Regions from separate parts of the Homo sapiens genome. Here region 1 is linked to region 2. A link is an interaction called in ENCODE POLR2A ChIA-PET data of the cell type or tissue named here. Cell type or tissue: Panc1. All regions are shown on one strand.

Evidence for each region. Peaks named below come from ENCODE experiments on the same cell type or tissue, not always from the same donor. Only the 100,000 strongest peaks of a DNase experiment are listed, where the experiment ranks them.
Region 1: POLR2A ChIA-PET joins it to region 2 with 6 read pairs; 3 of 35 experiments call an interaction of 5 or more read pairs at or near these places.

The regions. Positions count from the first base shown.
Region 1 is chr20:32,289,644-32,292,143 of GRCh38, reverse strand. All of the region lies in intron 1 of KIF3B (kinesin family member 3B), which reads right to left. Among named protein-coding and RNA genes, the nearest start is that of KIF3B, 13 kb to the right of the region's middle. In Panc1, no CTCF peak of the experiment used is centred here; no DNase peak of the experiment used is centred here.
Region 2 is chr20:31,835,252-31,837,751 of GRCh38, reverse strand. No RefSeq gene overlaps it. Among named protein-coding and RNA genes, the nearest start is that of FOXS1, 9.1 kb to the left of the region's middle. RefSeq lists an enhancer at 1-710. In Panc1, no CTCF peak of the experiment used is centred here; a DNase peak (open chromatin) is centred at 1,401; H3K27ac peaks cover 2,500 bases.

The sequences.
Region 1 (2,500 bases), 450 kb before region 2:
AAGATGGCAAGATCCTGTCTCTACAAAAAAATTTTTAAAAATTAGCCAGGTGCGGTGGTATATGCCTGTGGCCCCAGCTACTCAGGAGGCTAAGTTGGGAGGATCACTTGAGCCCAGGAGTTTGCTTGAGCCGCCTAAGAGTTTGAGGCAGCAGTGAGCTCTGACTACACCACTGCACTCAAGCCTGGGTGATACAGTGAGACCCTGTCTCAAGAAAAAAAAAATGAGGCGAGGCGCGGTGGCTCACACCTGTAATCCCAGCACTTTGGGAGGCCGAGGAGGGTGCATCACTCGAGGTCAGGAGTTCAAGACCAGCCTAGCTAACATGGTGAAACCCTGTCTCTACTAAAAATATAAAAATTAGTTGGGTGTGGTGCATGCATGTCTGTAATCCCAGCTACTTGGGAGGCTGAGGCAGGAGAATTGCTTGAACCCGGGAGGCAGAGATTGCAGTGGGCCTAGATCGCACCACTGCACTCCAGCCCGGGTGACAGAGCGAGACTCTGTCTCAAAAAAAAAAAAAAAATGTATAAGACAATCAAGGAAATTGGAACACTGGATATGAGACAATGTAAGAAATTATTTTTACGTGTAAAAAAATGTTATTATTTTAAAAAGAAAGTTCTTATCCTCTAGAGGTAAACAAGAATATTTTCAGATAAAGTTATATGCCATCTGGGATCTTTTTCAGGGGTGGGGTGCATGGAAGGTTATAGGTAAAATAGGATTGCCAAGTGCTGAGAACTGCTGGAGGTGGGTAATGGGTTCATGATTCATTACATTATTCTAGTTTTATGCATAATTGGGATTTTCCAAATGAAAAAAAAATCACCCTCTAACCAATGGCTTATCATTTAAAATTTTTTTAAAATTACAGTAAAAAACCCCACATAATATAAAATTTACCCTCTTAATCATTTTAAGTGTATAGTTCAGTAGTGTTAACTATATTCACATTGTTGTATAACACATTTCTAGAACTTTTTCATCTTGCAAAGCTGAAACTTTATAACCACTGAACAATTCCCCATTTCCCCCTCTCCTTAGCCCCTGGTAACCATGTTTCCATGATTTTGTCTACTCTAGCTACCTCGGATAAGTGGAATCATAACAGTATTTGTCCTTTTGTGACTGGCTTATTTCACTCAGCACAATGCCCTCAAGGTTCATCAATACTAAAGCATGTGTCAGAACTTCCTTCTTTTTTAAGGCTGAATAATATTCCATTCCATGTATGCACTATATATATTTTCTTTTTTTTTTTTTTGAGACACAGTCTTGCTGACACCCAGGCTGGAGTGCAGTGGTGCAATCACAGCTCACTGCATCCTTGAACTCCTAGGCTCAAGCAATCCTCCCACCTCAGCCTTTTGAGTAGCTGAGACTACAGGTACATGCCACCATACTGAGCTAATTTATTATTATTATTATTTGTTATAGAAACAAGGTCTCACTATATTGCCCAGGCTGGTCTGGAACTCCTGGGTTCAAGCAATCCTTCCGCCTTGGCCTCCCAAAGTGCTGGGATTACAGGCGTGAGCCATCGCGCCTGGCCTGTACCACATATTCTTTATCCATTTATCTGTTAACGGACATTTGGGCTGCTTCTACCTCTTGGCTATTGTGAATAATGCTATGGGCAGAGGGCCATAGCAAAACCTGTATTTAACAGGCAGAGGTAGCCTGAATAGCCAAAAAGAGATTCAGACACACCTGGGACTGAAACCCAGCTCTATCATTCCTAGTTTTGTTTGTTTGTTTTTGAGATGGAGTCTTGCTGTCACCCAGGCTGCAGTGTAGTGGCGTGATCTCGGCTCACTGCAACTTCCACCTCCCAGGTTCAAGGGATTCTCCTGCCTCAGCTTCCCAAGCAGCTGGGATTACAGGCGCCTGCCACCACGCACGGCTAACTTTTGTATTTTTAGTAGAGCGTGGGTTTCACTATGTTGGCCAGGCTGGTCTCGAATTCCTGACCTCAGGTGTTCTACCTGCCTCGGCCTCCTAAAGTGCTGGGAGCCACTGTGCCCAGCCTATCATTCGTAGTTCTGAGGCTCTGTGAAAGTTTCTTACCCCTCGGAGCTGATTTCCTCATCTGTAAAATGGGAATATCACTAACACCTGCTGCTTGGGGCCGTGTGAGGACTAGAAGAAGACAGGCAGCAAGCGTCTGGCCCACAAGTGGTAACTCTGCCCTGACCCAATTTGCAGGAGAAAAAAAACAGAGACTTAGACAGGGAAGTAACATGGCACACTGAGTTAATAAGTGGCAAAGCAAGCTGAAACCAGGTCCATCTGGCTCCAAAGTCCATGGCCTTTCTTCCACACCAGCATGTCCTAAATGTCAATAATCCGATTGTTTCTGGACAATTTTCGCCATGTCTATCATCACCTGTACTATTATTTACTTAACGTTTTTTCTTTAAATCTACTTTGCTTAACACAAAGTTTATTTTAAAAAGAAACTTTATATAACCACCATGAATGGAAAATCAGTATCACT
Region 2 (2,500 bases):
ACTTGGTATAGTGCCTGGTGGCCAATAAATATTACCCATTAACATGAAGGAAGAAACAGATGCGTAGGCAGCTTCATAGGTAGGAGATGGTCCAGGTGGGCACATCCTTCAGGACAGCCCTGGCTCCTCCATGCCCTCGGCGCAGCCCTATCACTGGCTGAATCTTTACCTACCACTGTCTTATTGGGTCCAAGGTGGCCAGTGGAATACAAGGCCACTGGACCCAGAAAGGGAAAGGCAGTGTCACCAGCCCTGATGTAATCCAAACCAGATGTGGGCTTAGTGGCTTCCAGACCTGTGGGGGGTGGTCACTGTGGGCCTGGCTAAGGCCTTGAGGCAGGAAATGGTCTTGGAGGAAAGCTCTCTGGGCTGGGACCAACTGGGAGGAGCACTCCCATTGACAGTGTTAATTAACCCTTCTTAGCTTACAAAGAGGGCCCAGGACCCCGTTCAGGGGAAGCCCAGGCACAGAGGTGCCTTGCAGGGGAAGAACACAGCATCAGCGTTGAGATGGACACTGAGCAGGAGGGGCCCATGGCCCTGGTGCCTGTGGTGGGCACAGCAAACCATGCAAGGGACAGGGAAGCTCAGCCTGACACCCAGAGAACTGATGCCCTGGGAACCCTTGCTCAGTCCTGGTCCAGCTTGGCAGTCCCAAACCAGCTATGGTCTCCCGCCCTCCATCAGGGCAGCTCCTAGCGTGAAAAATCTTTCTTTCTTGTAGCTGCCAGGGATGGGAGCATTCTTGAAAGCAATGGGGCTGGGGCCTAAGCCTGCAGAGAGGCAGACCCAGCTGTCCACAGGGGCAGTGGCTGCAGCTTTGCCCTGAGTGTGCTCCGTGGCCCTCAGTGGGAACAAGGTCTCTCTGAACCCACATTCCCCCTTCCACATTATTGAATCTATACTCTCTGCCTCTGGGGACAAGGGGAGGCCCAGAGGAAGCACCTGATGAACCATAAAGAGCTTTCTAAGGTGTGCTCCTGGGAAGGGGTGGGGCTGGGTTCTGAATGGGCTTCTTGCACAGGACATGTTAATTTGCTGTGTAGCCTTGGCCAAGTCACTTTCCCTCTCTGAACCTGTTTTTTCACCTGTAAAATATGGTGCATGAGCACCCCATCCCGTCTCTCAACTGTCACAATGGCCCTAGGAGTGGCAGAGGAGAAAAGAGCCGAGGTTATCAACTTCATATTACAGAGGGGGAAACTGAGGCATGCACTGGGAGTCAGGAGTCCTGGGTTCTAGTTCCAGCTGTTACTGTCTCTGATGAGGGACCTTCCCCATCTTGGCCTCGGTTTCCCCAGCTGGATCCAGGCCCTGGATCTCTGCTGTGGCTGGACTTCATTTCCTTCCCTCCCCCCACGGTGGTGACTCATCCCTCATCAACATGCTGTGTGGCCGAGGCTCAGCCTGGGTGGGGGCCAGCGAGGCCAAGAAAACCACTCAGAGGAAACCACAGGCCTGGCCCAGCTGGCAGGTGGCGGACGGGCAGGCAGGCAGGAATCCACAGCCCTAGGGGCCCTGCCTATAAGCGCACCTCCCGCCAAGAGCCCAAGCCAGGTTCCCCAGGACCCCCAAGCCCCAGACTGTGAGTCAGGCTCAGACTTCAGAGTCACCCATTCACCACCCCAAGTGATACTGCTGCAACCGGACTCTGAACTCCCCAGCTCAAGCAGGGCGGGGATCGCAGTGAGGACCAGTGTTCATGGAGGCAGGAGAGAGGGGATGAACTGTCAAGGTTTCTGTCCGAGGGCAAGCCTAAGGTTTCTCAGGAGGCAGGCAGTGGTGAAGAGCAGGGGCTCTGGGCCCAGACCATCTGGGTACAAATCCTGGCTCTGCCACTGACTATGTGGCCCTGAGCAAGTGGCTGAACCTCTCTGAGGCTTGGCTCCACACTCTGAGAAATGGACACAACACCTCGCAGAGTCACCGTGTGCAGCCGATGTGACCATCAACACAATGCGGCGCCCAGGGCCAGCAGCCGGCAGGTGCTCGATGCATGTTAACTGCTGTCTCTGCTCTTCCTGCTGGAACCTCTCTGTTCCCACAGGCCAGTCCCACTTCTCAGTCGTCCTCACAGCCAGAAAGGCTGCACTGTATCAGGGCTCAGCTCTCTTGCCCTCTGGGCTGCCCCCAGATGGAGCCTCCCCTGCCCCTCACTGCTGGCTTGTGGTGAGGTGGCCGTGGCCACTGGGAAAAATCAGAGAACAGTCCTCTCCCCTGAGGCCCTCATTGTAGACCCAGCAAAGGCATCGCAGGCCTGCCAGACCTGGCCTCCACCTGGAGACCGGACTCTCTGCTTACACCCTGTCCTGGTGAGAGGCAGAGGGAACGCATGGGCACATCCTTGCTCTGGGAGACAGAAAAGCTCCTTTCAAGCCCCAGTCCCTGACTTGTTGAGTGGCATTCAAGTTCCTTCTCTCCTCTGAGCCTCAGTTTCTTCATATGTGGAGTAAGGATAAGAACATTATCGTTCCCTGGGCCGAGCACAGCCCTAAGTGCC